Regions from separate parts of the Homo sapiens genome. Here region 1 is linked to region 2. Evidence: read pairs that join two places in POLR2A ChIA-PET (ENCODE). Cell type or tissue: GM12878. All regions are shown on one strand. Each heading gives the region's core, and the rest is flanking DNA. Links, peaks and the distances in the headings are about the cores only.

Evidence for each region. Peaks named below come from ENCODE experiments on the same cell type or tissue, not always from the same donor. Only the 100,000 strongest peaks of a DNase experiment are listed, where the experiment ranks them.
Region 1: POLR2A ChIA-PET joins it to region 2 with 6 read pairs; 2 of 35 experiments call an interaction of 5 or more read pairs at or near these places.

What each region holds. Positions count from the first base shown.
Region 1 is chr9:108,097,043-108,105,212 of GRCh38, forward strand. The region is part of intron 4 of LOC105376214 (a long non-coding RNA gene); the gene reads right to left. It also overlaps the pseudogene CHCHD4P2. Among named protein-coding and RNA genes, the nearest start is that of KLF4, 610 kb to the left of the region's middle. In GM12878, for the core only: no CTCF peak of the experiment used is centred there; no DNase peak of the experiment used is centred there.
Region 2 is chr9:107,880,549-107,888,718 of GRCh38, forward strand. No RefSeq gene overlaps it. Among named protein-coding and RNA genes, the nearest start is that of KLF4, 390 kb to the left of the region's middle. RefSeq lists an enhancer at 3,326-3,465. In GM12878, for the core only: no CTCF peak of the experiment used is centred there; a DNase peak (open chromatin) is centred at 3,329; H3K27ac peaks cover 266 bases.

The DNA.
Region 1 (8,170 bases), core at 1,110-6,109, 220 kb after region 2:
GATATAATGAAGGAGAATAAATCTTCTCACACACAAGAAACATTGCTGGATAATGATTTTTAGTTGCTGAAAATCAGCGCATTATTTAAAAGTGGCAAAAATTCAAGGCAATCTGAGGAAGAATTCAAAAGTGGTGGCTACATTTGCTGGCAGGTTTAGGTAGGACATGCACACTTAAAACTCCCATTTTTTTTTTTTTTTTTTTTTTTTTAGTGTATATGTCAAGAGGCCAAAACCTCTGATCATCAAAATAAGCAATTTTGTATATTACAGTGCACAGGACAACAGAGGGAAAGAGGCTCTCTTGGAGAGTGACTAAAAGGTCTTTTGCAAAAGATTTGTATTACTTTGAAGTGGAAGGACTGGAGCCCAGGGCCATGTGGCCTTCATTAACTTGACCCTTCCTTTTCTTTGGTTGCAGTAGCCTCATTGGGAGCTGTTTCTTCTACATGTTCTGCTGGCTTCTCCTCTACCTCTTCCTCCCCTTCTTGGGGATAGAGATCTGGATATTCCTGCCTGCCTTCCTGCATGGCTCGGAACTGGTCTACACAGTCTGACCCCTTGACCTGCTCATGTTATGGTGGAAGCAGGAAAAGGCTGCCTTGAACTGTTCCCTGTAGGAGCCATTGGCCATTCCCCCAAGGAAGAGGCAGTGCCAAAGTCTCCCATTTGGCAGCATCAATCCATGCTTCTCCTAGGGAGGGATCGTTGGGGTCATCAGCCACCAGCTCTGCAATGCTTGGAGTTTTGTAGTCTTCTTTGGTCACAAATATGATGTGATCCTTCTGTTCCTGTCAGCAGTAGGACATGGCTGCAGCCCAGCCCTTAGACCTCATAGAAGGAACAGTGGCTGTTGCAGCTTCACGCGATGACCTCCCTCTCCTCAGGCAGGGCAGGTGCCTCTGAGGCCTGTGCAGACCGGAGATAAATTACTTAATCTTCCTGGATCTCAATTTTTTTTGTCTGTGGAATGGATTAAATCATAGCCATTCCCTGGCAGAGTTATTGAGAGGACTGCATGAGGTAATGAAGGTGAAGCCCCCGGCCAAGAGTGAGTGTCCACACACCTTCACCCTCATTCCCTTTTGACTTGGCTCCTTCATGAGGCACTTTCTGTTATCAGTTAATGCAGAACCAATAAAGGACATGAGGACTCTTGACCATCAGTAAACTGATGCTCAAGGATCCCTTTCTTGCATCTCATTGACTCTTCCACAAATGAACCTTTTCCCTCTTGAACATCAGCTGATCATCTTCTGAAAGGCCCTGCCTCAATTCTGAAACTCTACTCTGTCTTAAAAGTAGCAGTGATGGGAGACATCCTTCATCTCTATGTGATCTTCAAGAGAATGTATCTAAAGTTTCTCCAATGAGTATGATGTTTGCAATAGATTTTTGATATGAAACCTTTATCCTTGGTTGCTGAAATTCATGTTTGTTTTTGTTTTCTCTTGTGATCAGAAGTAGACACTGAACATATCACATGATTTTCTTCACGTATCAGGTAATCATATGCAGTTTTCTTTTATATATTGATACAGATAAATTATTTTTATAGATTATCTGATGTTAAAACATACATTCATTCCCCCCAAAAACCTTACTTAAGTATAAGATATATTCTTAATTGGCTAGTGAACTTGTATTATTCAGATCAGGTAATCACCTATTGATTTTTGGATATTTCATCTGTTGTGTTTTTTAAAGAGAGGTGTTTAAAAATCTCTAATTATAATTGCTGCTATATGTGTTGCTTCTCACAGTTTTATAAATTATATATATGTATTTGGAGGCTACATTTTAGAGGCCTATGTGCTCATGATGGGTCTTTCATCTTGCTCTGTTGGTTTAGAATATTTTTCTTTAAGATATTGTTTCCCTACAGTTTTCAAGACTGTTATTCCAGATTTCACTTGCTTCATATTGGCATGATATTTCTTTTCTCATCCTTAGATTTTGAAATTTTCTTGCATCCTTTTGATTTGTGTGTCTGTCGACCACACAATTTGTGTTTTTAAAAATCTCAATGGAGACTCTGTCTTTTAATTGGTGAGCTTAACCATTTACATCTATTTTAATTACCGTAATATTACATTCTTGTGTGCTTTCTATTATGAAAGCTTTTGACAATAAAATACAATTAAACTCTTAAATACAAAGTTTGATTTATTCAATGCAAAACATCTGTTGTTTCTTTTTTCTCTTTCCCTTTTCCAGTTTACGTTGTTAATATCAATGTTTAAATATGCTAATAGTATTTTAAATGTATTACTATTTATGTCTTTCATAAAAATACAGGTTGTGCAGCATGTTCTCATGTTACTTTTATCTTTAATCCTACCCTCAGCCCCACCTCTGCTGTGACTTGTCTAAAATTATAATTCTGTTTTTCTTATGTTTTCTTTAGTGCTTGTCTTTAAAAAAAAAAAAAAGACAACAACTTTATTAAGTAACCTGATCACTCCTTTCTATACCTCTTCAAGTTCCCTCCTGTATTTATTTTTGTTTTTATCTGCTCATTTCATTTCTACCAGGAGTGTTTTCAAAGTGGAGTTTTGGGTAGTAAAACTTCTAAGTTTGCTTCATAGGGATGCACTTTTATTTGTGATTCCTACTCTACCTTGAAAAACCATTCAATGGGGCCGGGTGCGGTGGCTCATGCCTGTAGTCTCAGCACTTCGGGAGGCCAAGGTGGCCAGATCACGAGGTCAGGAGATCGAGACCATCCTGGCTAACATGGTGAAACCCCGTCTCTGCTAAAAATACAAAACATTAGCCAGGTATTGTGGCAGGCACCTGTAGTACCAGCTACTCGGGAGGCTGAGGCAGGAGAATGACATGAACCCAGGAGGTGGAGCTTGCAGTGAGCCAAGATCACACCACTGCACTCCAGCCTGGGTGACAGAGCAAGATTCCGTAAAAAAAAAAAAAAACTATTCAATGGGATAATCTTCTGCCCCAGTCAGCTCTCATTGTTCACTTCCTCGTAGGTCAGAGTGCAACAGGCCCTTTGAAATCATAATCTCAATGCTGATACTTGAATGTGTCCACTCCCAGAAATGAATCACAATGCCAAATTTGGGTTAGTGTCAAGCCTTCCCCCACTCTTATTTTGAGCTGTTTGGCTTTGAAGCCAGCAATGGCATGAAGGGCATGGCTGGATTCTTCATTTCTCCATCTGTCCTCCACCTGGGGCACTCTGGCCTTCAATCCCCTTACTGGTTTCTGTTTTGATTTCCCTCAAGTTCTCAGGTTGTGGAGGAAGACAGAGGAGGGATAAATTCAGGTAAGTATTTTTGGAATGAATTTTATTCTAAGCTGATTCTGAGCTCTCTGGATCAGGCAAGATCCAGATGCCTACAAGCTCACTCTTTTTTTACTGGGCATTTTTGTGGGTTCTTTGAAGGGTCCCTCCTAGGCCCTTCTATCCTTCAGTTCCTGGACAGGAGTGGATGTACCACTATTCTAGCTGGTCTCTTTCAATTCTTTCCTCAGTCTTAGGATTGCAGAGATATCCATCTCCCCAACTACCACCACCACTTCCTTCCCTACCTCAAGATGACACTACTGAAGATGTGGAAAGATACACCTCCCCGCTCCCCCATAACCCATACCCACACACACACAAACGCACACACAGGCTTTTCTCCTGCACATGGCCCACTACTGGGCCACAAAAAGTACCCACAAATCCCTTGTTCCAACAACCGGAGAAAGCAGACTGATAACAGCAAACATTCTCTCCTGGCTCTGCCCCAAGCTCTTAATCTCTCACTCCCTAGAATTCCCAGGCATGTGGGAAAATGCGGGACACCAATTTCTACATCAACCCACTGCAGGGAACAAAACTCAAAGCTCCGCAATGGTCCTACTGAAGTCCCCCTCACTCGTCTGGAGTTGAAAAGAACTCAATGGAATAGTTCCCTCCAAAGAACTCCCTTCACAAAATCTGCCCTTTCCTCATTTAGTAAAGAAGTGCTGGAGGGCATTCAATAGACAAACAACAGCTTGAGTTTTTGGTGTCAACTTGCCTAGTTTCAAATACTTGTGTTATGGTCTTGGCTGAGTTATCTTCTCTATGCCTCAGTTTCATTATCTGTAAAATGTGGATAACATCAGGACTTAGCTACAAAATTGCTGTAAGGATTAAACAGGATAACGCATTGGAGAACACTTACAGACAAACAGAAAGTGCCAGCTGTTATTCTTAAAACAAACTGCAAATCTCTGTATAAATAGTAGATTTATCATTATAACATAATGACCCAATAGGTTCCTCATGATTTTGGAATCAGAATTTATAAATTTTCCTGACTCCATGAGCTTAAGTATGCATAAGCTTGAATCAGCTTGAAGGAAACCCCTAGATAATTTTTATCATTATTTCCATATAATCTGCTGACAAATTACAAATGGTTTTCAAAATTGCAAACTGCAGTGATAACATTTTTACAGAAAATAAATAGAGCTGCTACTTCCTCACTGTCTGGTGTGATCATCCATTTATCTCCCTGGCTGCTGGGAACATTGATGACAGGGGCTTGAGATATCCTTTCTTCCTTCTGAGACTGACAAATACAAATTTATCAAAATTCAGTTGAAATGTCATCTTTGGTTTGGTGAAAGCTGACTTAACCAACTCCTCCAAACACAATTGTTTTCTTCCCTTCTCTACATTCTGATATGATTTTGTACAGTTCCCCCTTCTTATCTAACTCTAGCGTGTCTGGTTTCTGACTGTCTATGGCCCCTTGGATTGAACTTCTGTCCTTACTCTTAAATATGACCTTGACTCTAGGTACTGTTCCTCACACACCCATTTCATCCACACTTGATGGTAGTGTGACCATAAATATGCTGGTTCATCTCCCTTTCCCCCCATGATAATTTGATTTTGGCTCTCAGACCCTTCATTTATATCTGATACCCCAGGGTCTCCTAATCTGGAAGTTTAGAAATGAAAGATAAGTGTAATTACAAGCTAAGAGAGCATAGGGAAAGCAATTCCTACATCTGGGAGTGGAGAGGGTTGGGAAGAAGGGAAGGGAAGGGGTCTAAAATATGTTTCTGGAAGGCATTGTTTTCCAGGTGGAGGTGTCCAAGTGTAAACTTACGTAAGCTAGACAAAACAGCCTTGGCAAGGCAGAGAGACATGGAGAAGGTTGCTGTGACAGCCACATGAGGAGAGTTGATGTGTGGAAGTATGGAATGGGAGCCCCAGGGAGAATGATGGAAGGTAACACTAGGCAGAGGGCATGAAGGTCAACGAATGCTCGTAATGAGTTGGTTTTGTTATTTAGGCTTTGTGGAGACATCCAAGATTGTTAAATGGGGAGGGGGTGGTGAAAAGATAGAATCTCTATTTCAAAAAATATCACTCTGACTACCCTGAGGTTGGCTTGGAGGGAGTATGCAATAGCATCAGCCTGGAAGAGCCAATCCTTCCATCTGTCACAGCACAGTGGATGTCTATCATCCCATTAACAGCCATTCATTATTTTATGGCTGAGGAGTGTCTCCAAGAAGTCAGATACAATAAGGAGAATTATTTGCATGGTGTGTGTATGTTGGGGAGTAGGGGACTCACAAGGGTGCAGAGAAGGGGACTCAGAAGGGTGCAGAGAAGAACGCACAGGATGTTTAATCCTGATAAATACAGGAGAATGCAGTCTGTGGGCTTCACTCTGGAAGAAAAGATGCTTATGAGGATATTGCTGAGAAGCAAAATTATATGTATACACCATAGGCAGAGCAGAGACAGGAGAGAAGGAATCCAGAGAGATCAGAAGATCTTATCCTGGACTTTGTGCTACGAGAAGGAGGAACTGTGCTTGGTTGGTCTATTTGCTTGTTCTGATTTTGGCATTTCTCTGGGCCCTGTTCCTGCTGCTTTGCAGAGAGGAAGGTAGTCACTGGCAGATACACCTCTCCTTCTGACTGGAATCCTCTGTTCTTGGTTGAAGGCCACAGTTGAAATCTAGCCTCTTCTGCCCTGTGCTGGATAAGATGGCAAGGGGGTAAGAGCTTGCTTAGCAGCTTGAATGGAGAACTGAATGCTGACTTTCTAACATTTTTTACTTGTTCTTGTGGCCCAGGGCCTTTAAGAGACTGGTATGGAGGGGGACTCTGGATATGGAGTTCAATTGACTAATACTCTGTTTTGTTTCCAAGTTCAGAAATATGCACAACCATGTCCTGATCTTAAGAATTGTAAATTCATTCTCTGGTCTCCAGAGCAAAGGAGTTACCAGAAAGCATTCCATCACTATGAAATCCTAATTGTGGCCCCAGGTCATTAGATTTCATAAATCAGTGTGCCTGAGTAATGGCTTAAGAGACTTTATTTTCAGGACAACTGATGCGATTATGAGAAAAGCTCCTAATGACTGATATATCATGGCAGTATCTTAATTACCAGAGAATTCATAGGAAGCACCTGATAGCTCTACAGATGATTTGATTAGAAACCACATTTTAAAATCTCTTCTCAATGAGTCAGTGACAGCATCCTTTGGGAGCCAAGTCTTAGTGTATAAGGTCTCATGCACAAAAAAATCTCAATGTTGAAGATAAACAAAACTCTGTTAAAACCACAGCTTTCAATATCTAGTCTTAAGAAAATGGTCACATTTTCTGGACTAAAAGCTTCCAGGCTAAGGAGAAGCTGAAATTAAAATGCTATTTTAGCTGCATTTTTTTGTTATTCATCCATCACTGTAGCTAGAGGTCATGGAAATCCCATGGCACGGTATATGAGGTCCCATACCACATGACACCAACCTATTCATTCACGTATATATTTAGCAACAAATAGCTACTGGGCCCCTGGAACAGCTACGTGCCAGGTGCTTTACTGGATGTTAAAGCAGTAACAATGGTGAGCAAAAACAAATATAGTATCTTGCCTTCTTAAGCTCACAACTTTTTTAGAGCAGCTATACCTCATCAGTAAATTACCCAAATAAATATAAAAGAGCAGATATTGGTGCAGTGAAATAGATAACTTGTGAAATTGACATATATTGATCAGAGAAACCTGGCTTTCTGAAAAAAATAATTATTGGGCTGAGACCCAGAAGAAGAGTGGGGAATAGTTGTTTAGTGAGGGATGGTTAGGGCAAGGGTTGGGTAGCAGGAAGTGAAGGTGGGGACTGCATTTGGGGCACAGGGAAAAAGGCACAAAGGGCCTGGGGCAGAATGGAACTGGAAAACTGTCGTGTGGTTGGAGAGCCATGGGAGTATATGTTAATATATAAAAAAGTAACTTATTATTAACGACCGTGGGTGCTATGCAGGCAGATAAATAATTCAGACAATAAATGTTAAAAGAGAAAAAGAGCTGGAATAGTTTCAAAGAGTATCAAGTGGGCTGGAATCTGGCTTGAAAGGAATCCATAAGGGGGTGTGGAATGGGAGGTGGGTGGCATTTAACTGAGGCTCGAGGTTTTAGAAAGGGCCCTGGGGAGAGGTGGGGTGTGAATTGAGAACCGAAAGACTGGGAACTAGTCATGAAAATTGGTCAGAGGAGAGTGAAATAAAACGGTGCCGCTCAGGATGGCTGGGGTGAGGTACATGGTGAGGGCCGGTACAGAAGAAGAGGCTGGGGAAGTAGGTGCAGGCCAGGTAATGAGAGGCCTTGAAGGTCAGCAAAGGACTTGCAGCCTGGAGAGAGCCAAAGAATGAGAGAATGGTAGGCATTAGGAAGTGTTGAACCAATGGGGAGCTGGAGTGGATTAAACACAGTCAATCCCATTTATACCAGTCACAGCAGATTGGCATAAAACCTATACCAATAAAGGCTATTGAATAAAACCTATCTGCACATCTCTAGCTTCTCCCCTTGAACTGGAAAGTGGTGTTTGTGAGAATGAATGGACAAAGCATATTTTACCTGGAAAGGGGAAGGAGAGGCGTGAGTGTGTGTGCATGTACGTGTGCTTGGGTGTAGAGTACAGGGTGTAGAGCCTGAGAAATGTTTTCAAGTATGTGACAACCTCTGGATCTGGGATGAATATGCCCTTTGAAATCCCTTCAATGGCTACTAGAATGGAAACTAAACTCCCCCAAGAGTTCAAGTCTTTTATTCCCAGCTTTCTAGATGCCTTTCTCACACGCACATGTTCTCACTTGTCACTCCAGTCAAAGTAGGTCACCTGGCATCTCACTTCCT
Region 2 (8,170 bases), core at 1,054-6,053:
CCCACTTCTGTCTCTTGTTCACTTTCATCTTTCCTATTTGTTGCAGATATGACAAGCAATTACCCTTGAAATGTTACAGAACTAGATGGTTCACCTCTAATTGCTATTTCTCTAGGGAGAAAAAAAATAGGCCATCCCTTCTGTTTATTTAAAATTTAGTTTATTCATAAACCTGATATATATTTATTAGGCCCCTTCCTAGTTTGAGGCCCCATGTGTAACTTGAGAACAGAGATGACCAAGACACATGCCCTACTTTGCAGGAGATCACTGTCTCATAACCACGTCATCTTGTTTTTTGTTTGTTTTTTGGTGTGTGTTTTGTTTTGTTTTGTTTTTTTGAGATAGAGTCTCACTCTATTGCCCAGGCTGGAGTGCAGTGGCGTGATCTTGGCTCACTGCAGCCTGTCTGTCCTGGGTTCAAGCAGTCCTCCTGCCTCAGTCTCCTGAGTAGCTGAGTTTACGGGCATGAGCCACTATGCCTGGCTAAATTTTTTTTTTTTTCTTTTTTTTTTTTTATTTTTAGTAGAGACGGGGTTTCACCGTGATGGCCAGGCTGGTCTTGAGCTCCTGACCTCAGGTGACTTGCCTGCCTCAGCTTCCCAAAGTGCTGGGATTATAGGCATGAGCCACCGCACCTGGCCATCAGGTCATCTTAACCTGATTTAATCATGATTTCATTCGTTATTGCTGTTAAAATATTCTATTGTATGAATATACTGCAATTTATTTGTTCTTTAATTGATAGACAGCTGGTTGCTTCTGGTTTGGAGCTCTTATGAACAAAGGTGCTGTGAACATTCTAGAACATGGACTTGTAAAAATTCTGTTTAGAGTAGCTTTAAAAATAATCGCTGGTTTTGTTTTATTTTACTTTTTTGAGTTAAATTTGAATTTTCACATATGAATACACTCACATTCCTACCACCAGATCAAGGTATCGAACACTCCCAATACCCTCAAAGGCTCTCTTATGCCCCCTCCCAGTCAACACTCCACTCCCCATAACCCCTGTTTGGACTTCAATCACTGCAGAGTAAGTCTCCTGTTCTTAAACTTCCTGTAAATATGATTATATACAAATGGCTTCTTTTGCCCAAAAAAAAAAAAAAAAAAGATACAGCTATGCAGCTGAAATAGGCAATTGCTGGCAGGGCCTTTTTTTTTTTTTTTTTTTAACTTCCACTCCTCTGGTGAGCAGACAGTTATCGAATCCATCTCTGTGAATGCTTGTTATGGAGTGAATGACTTGGAAGCCAACAAAGGTTGAAGGGAAGGCCAGCTGGACCACCTCCCAGGGCACCAATCCATGGGCCAAATTTCCTGGGCATGAATTGGAAATATGGAGGTCATTTATTTAGAAATCTGGGTGCAACACTTTACTTAATTGGCAAAATGTAAATTGGTCCTTTTCTCACCCAAGACAAAACGTCTTTGAGTGGAAGTTTAAAAAAAAAAAAAAAAAGGCCCTGCTAGCAATTGCCTATTTCAGCTGCATAGCTGCATATATTTTTTTGACATGCTCAGGCAAAAGCAGTCAGCTGAGACTCTGGAATCAAAGAGTTTGTTGATGTAGTGTTCTTTATCTTAGTGATTCATTTCATTATCTCAATTTAAGCCCTTTAGTAATTCTCTCAAAAAGTTACTTTGCTTCAGAAAATCACAAAAGACAACTGGAGGTAGTTTCAGAACCACAGAAAAATAGGAAATGTCTTTCTTTTTTTAGAGACTGGGTCTTGCTTTCTCACCCAGGCTAGAGAGCAGTGGGACAATCATAGTTCACTGCAGCCTCCAACTTCTGGGCTCAAGCAGTCCTCTCACTGAGGCCTTGCAATGTGCTGGGACTACAAGTGAGGGCCACCTTTCCTGGTCCTCCCCTCTTTTTTTTCTTTTCTTTTCTTTTTTTAAATGAACATAGAATCTCTTTTGGTCTTGGGAGTGAATTATCAGGAGACTCTTTTATTGAATATAATTTGTATTAAAAGAAAATAATTGTTTTTTTCATCCCCCTTAAAAAAAAGTTGAACATTGGCTGGGTGTATGGTGGGTCACACCTGTAATCCCAGCAGTTTAGGAAACCGAGGCAGGAGGGTTGCTTGAGCTCAGGAGTTCAAGACCAGCCTAGGCAACATTGCAAGACCTCGATTCTACTAAAAATAATAATAATAAAAAACTTAGCTGGGTGTGGTGGCGTGTACCTGTGGTCCCATCTACTTGGGAGGCTGAGGTGGAAGGATTGTTTGGGAGATTGAGGCTGCAATGAGCTCTGATTGTGCCACTGCACTCCACCTTGGGTGACAGAATGAGAACGTGTCTTTAAAAAAAATGTTGAAAGGGCATTTGAAGAAAATTGTTTGATGGTGTCACAAATTGTAATCTTACCAGTCCTTACCCCCTACCCCAAGAAGATTAATGTAATCCTAACGGATTTTTCAATGAGGTGAGAACACATGGAAGAGAAAGTGGGCTTGCTCATTTCTGGTTAGAGGGGCAGCTGTGATTGGCAGAAGGGCCGAAGAAGATCAAGTTTGGGAAGGCAGGCTGCAGAGCGGTGCTTTTTTACCTTGCCTGCACTTTGGAATTGTATGAGCAGTCCCTAAGGCTGCTGATGGCTTGTAGACTGGGTATGGGTTGTGTTCAAGCTCCCCAGTTGATTACAGAAACAGCCAGGTGGAAGGTTGCTGCTTAGGAAATGGCCCAGCAGCTAGGAGAGGTATTTTTCCTGAAGAGGATTCCAGGGCCCTGGTTCTCAAAGTCTGTTCCCCAGACCAACAGCATCAACATCACTTGGGAACTCGTTAGAGAAGCATATTCCTGGGTTCCACCCCAGACCTGCTGAATCAGAAATCTAGGGATAGAGAGGCCCAGCAATCTGCATTTAATAGGCTCTCCAGGTGCTCCTCACACACTAAAGTTTGATAATGACTGATGTAAGGAAAGGTGGCCTTTATGAGAAGCTGGGGAGGGGAAAGCAATGTAATGGTGATGCAAGGGAGTGAGGCACGCTCCCATCAGGTTGCAGAGACAGCAACCTGGAAGGACTTTCCCTAAGGAACAGACAACAAACACAAGGGGAGTACTCGAGGGGAATGAAAGCAAGATCTAGAAAGGTCAGACTTCACACAGAATGATGCCAACTGGTCCTCTTCCTCACCTAGGAACCTGCCATTGCCTCTTGGCTACACTTAGGGCACTTAGAGCAGTTTTCTCAGCTAAGTGGCTGATGGTGAATGTGACACACTTTGTGCAGGGGGCTCTGGGCTGCTGTGGTGGTCTGAGAAACAAGGCCAGGGTTTCCCCTTGCAGTAGAAAGAGGGGATTCATGTCCCTATTCTGCAGTTGTTCCGCCCCAGTGCAGCAAGGATGACCTCTTTGCTTTCTGTCTTGCTTTCACTTCTGCCTTCCCCTCTGACTCACACACAGCACGGTGGCTCTGAGGACAGTTGTCCTTTTCCTTGGAAGAGTCAGAGATTTAGAATTAATGACTTTATGGAGGGCATAGTGAAGGTGAACTCTGCACCAGGGAATTTGTTTGGCTTACTTGATATAGTACCATTTAACAAATATTTCTAGTGTGCCTACTCTGCATCAGAACTTGGGCCAGTCGCACCAGGAAAACAGAGAGAGGACACACAGGCCTGGCCTTTAGGAAGCTTATGAAGATATTTGCTGGTGGAGGAGAAAAATCATAGATCAATGTCTTCTGCCTGAAAGGTGCTATCATTAGAGCAATCTTTTAGGTTTATACACAGATCAGGACATGTTTGATAGCAAAAGTGTGAGCTACTAACAGTTATGCTAAGAAAACAGGCATCAAGTGAGATTCTCCGGGAAGACTCAACTGGAAGCATGGCCATCATCGCCATGCTGTGCAGAGCCTGCAGTGTTGGCCAGTAGTGGTTTAGCCCACAACCTAGGGCTAAACCCCACTTTGTGTGTTGCCCCTCCGAAGCTCCCTCGTATGTACCACACTTCACCCCATACCAGCTTTTAGAATTAGCAGCTATCGTAGAGGGAGGCAGCATGTCCCACCCCATACGGAGTACCATGCCACTCCTGTGAGGACCCAGCTGTGGTTCTGACCCTCAGGTGTAATGCCCAGGCTTCTTTCTTGGCCACCGTCCCAGCTCTCCTTCATATTCTGAGTGTGCAACACTGGGCATGTTACAAAATTTCTTGGATCCTCATCTCTTTCATCCATTAAATGGTACTCCAATTTTATAGAAATTTGTTGGATCTGGAGGGTCCATTTACGCTGGTTTTCGGTAGACATCTTTTCTCCTCTTAAGGTCAAAGTTAAATGCCTGCATTATTATTATACTGTGTCTTTTGTGAAGATGTCCACTGAATTTGGACGTCAATTTCCCCCACTTAATGCCTACACACGATGTGTGAGCATCACTAAAACTGACCTAAAATTATTTTTCTGGTTCCAACAAACATTTCTTGAGTGCTACGTTCCAGGCAGTGAACTAGGTGCTCTAGCACTTTCAAGCTCTTTTATCTTTTTAAATTTTAATTAATTCATAAATTAATTTATGTATTTTTGAGACAGATCTCACTCTGTCACCCAGGCAGGAGTGCAGTGCCTCCATCTCAGGTCACTGCAACCTCCGCCTCCCGGGTTCAAGTGATTCTTGTGCCTCAGCCTCCTGAGTAGGTGGGATTACAGGCAAGTGCCACCACGCCTGGCTAATTTTTATGTTTTTAGTAAAGACGAGGTTTCTTCATGTTAGCCAGGCTGGTCCTGAACTCCTGGCCTCAAGTGATCTGCCCACCTCAGCCTCCCAAAGTGCTGGGATTACAGGCATGAACCACTGCACCCAGGCCTTCTTTTATCCATTAAAAAAAAATGTATTGCATCTATTTAACATTTTTTATCTTAAGCCTCACAATGACCTTATGATGTAAATGATAATTAAGCTCATTTTACAGATGAGGTAAAACAACTTCCCCAAGATACACACTGCAGACAGCAAGTCTGGGTCTTCTGACTCCCCATCAGGCACCTGATCCAAGACTTCACAGCTACAAAATCAAGAGACAAGGGCTGGGTGCAGTGGCTCACGCCTATAATCCCAGGACTTTGGGAGGCTGAGGCGGGCAGATCACGAGGTCAGGAGATCGAGACCATCCTGGCTAACACGGTGAAACCCTGTCTCTACTAAAAATACAAAAAAATTAGCCAGGCGTGGTGGCGGGTGCCTGTAGTCCCAGCTACTCAGGAGGCCGAGGCAGGAGAATGGCGTGAACCCAGGAGGTGGAGCTTGCAGTGAGCCAAGATCCGGCCACTGCTCTCCAGCCTGGGTGACAGAGCAAGGCTCCGTCTCAAAAAAAAAGAAAATCAAGAGACAAGAATAGAAAGATCATAATTTTGAAAGGACTTACTTAAGTACATTACAAAATTCTTTATCACGCTGACATGCTAGGGAGAATCACTTGTCTTAATAAAAGCACCATGCCATGGCCAAAAAACTATATAAAATAGCAAAGTCTCATAATCTCTTAATATTGGTATCACCTGGCAGCTTGTTAGAACTGGAGAACCTCAGGCCCTATTTTGCACCTACTGAATCAGAATCTGCATTTTAACAAAACCCCTAGATCTTTAAAAATGTCAAAGTCTGAAAGGCACTCTGGTTTTCATAGGCACAGGAGAGACCCTTCTAAGGGATCTTAGAAAGTTAGAGGTAGGACAAGGGAACTGATTTAATTAGCAGTGTTAGATAGACTAATCAATCCTGGCCGAATGAAATAAACATCTGGGAAGTTTTTTGTTTGTTTGTTTGTTTGTTTTTTAATGCCTTTCAAGCCCCACCCCATACCAATTCCATTAGATTCTCTGGGACTGGGCCCGGGTTGGTATTTTAAAAATTCCCCAGGTGATTCCTACGTGCAGCCGTGGGTAGGGAGTATTGACCGACTGGGTTCTAGGCATTTTTCACTTGATCTCATTTAATACTAAAAAAAAAAATCAACTTATTTTGCTCATTTTGCATATAAGACAACTGAGGTTGCAAGCAGACCAGCAGTGAGTAAATTGTAGAGCTGGAATTCTAGCCCAGATCTCTCTGGCCCCAAGTCCTGAGTCCTGACCGACTCAGGGAAATAAGCTGCCTCTGGCTGGCTACTTACCCAGGGTTCTTCCGAACCCTTCCAAACTCTCCCACATCTCCACTTAGCTGCATGTTTCATTCTTCAAGGCCAATTTTCTCAGCAAAGCAGTTTCCCATCACCTGAATCCAAACTGATGTCTTTCTGCCGCACTCCTGCCATGCTCAGTCATGGACAGCTGGTGACCTCTTAGTGGCTCAGAGTTGAAGTGTATGAAAATGTCCCACCCAGCCCAGGGGGCCAGCAGGTCCTTTCTGTGCTCAGAGCAGACAAGCACCACAGACAAGCACCCTGCCAATCAATTGCTGATTATCTCATCTCATGCAATCCACTCCTGACTTTGCTCATTTCCAAACATCAGAAACCTTTCCTGGAGGCAACTTCCCATCCCCTCACCAGCAAGGGCCTGTTGCATGACTGTTGCTCCACAGATCCAGTTTTTGAAAAGAGTTTGACCACCAGACAAATAATATTTAGTGAATGATGGTTGATTTTACTTTAAAAATCAATCACATCACTCAGAGTTCCTTTCACCTGAGAGCTAACTAGAGCTTCAGGCTGATTTGATGCACTTTATACCTCTTGGCCTGGACTTCTGGCATGTTTTTCATTTCCGAACATCCTTCCTCCCTATTGCCCTGTCTTCTCCTAGCCACTTCACACTTTAGCTCCAATCAATGCCAGTTGCTCTGGGAATTGATCCCAAATTCCTAGGCTATGTTGATGCAACTCCTTTGTGTCTCTATTAGTCTGTTCTCACACTGCTAATAAAGACATAACTAAGACTAGGTAATTTATAAAGGAATGAGGTTTAATAGACTCAGTTCCACATGGCTGGGGAGGCCTCACAATCATGGCGGAAGACAAGGGAGGAAAAAAGACACATCTTACATGGTGGCAGACAAGAGAGTGTGTGCAGGGGAACTGCCCTTTATAAAACCATCAGATCTCATGAGACTTATTCACTATCACGATAACAGCACTGGAAAGACCTGCCCCCATTATTCAATTATCTCCCATGGGTCCCTCCCACTACATGTGGGAATTATGGGAGCTACAATTCAAGATGAGATTTGGGTGGGGATACAGCCAAACCATATCAGTATCCCACAGCAGCAAAGTCCCTCTGTTCATTAATGATCATTTTTTTTTGTATCTTAATTATCTTTTAGTAAATGAAGTAATACTTGTTTAGCACCTAATACTTGCCTGGCCCATTATAAGGGTTCAATAAACTTTAACTACAATTATTTTTTATCTATATCGTCTGCCCTTCCTCACCTCCAGCAAGCATTCTTTGAGTGCTAACTATCTTCCAGACACTGAAATAGGAGCGTACCGAGGCTCTTTTATCTTAAGCACTACTATAATCTTGTATGTCCTGCTAGGCCTATTTTACAGGTGAGGCCAAACAAATTCTTCAAGCTACATAGCTCAGAAACAGCAAGACCGTTTCTGCCCTGAGATAAGGAGCAAGCAACTTGAGGCAAAGACTTAGCTCACAATCACAGAGAGCAAGCCTGGACTCATGAAATAATTTGGGGATTCAGGCCCAGGATTAGGGTTAGGCTATAAGGCCATTATGCAAATACAGAGTTAGATCTTGTCTTTGTTTAAAATTTTGATATTTTCTTCATCTGATTTTTTGCTTTAATTTTTTTATTTACATTTTTAAAAATTTATTTTTATTTTTTATTTTTTGAAATGGAGTCTCACTCTGTTGCCAGGCTAGAGTGCAGTGGCACGATCTCGCCTCACTGCAACCTCTGCCTCCTGGGTTCAAGTGATTCTCCTGCCTCAGCCTCCCAAGTAGTTGGGACTACAGGCGCGCACCACCATGCCCAGCTAATTTTTGTATGTTTAATAGAGACAGAGTTTCACCATGTTGGCCAGGATGGCCTTGACCTCTTGACTTCGTGATCTGCCCACCCGGCCTCCCAAAGTGCTGGGATTACAGGCGTGAGCCACTGCGCCTGGCAATTTGTATTTTTAAAAGCACTGCATTACAAGATTATTTTATCTTGATTACTGAGTTTTGGCACTCCTTTAAATTTTG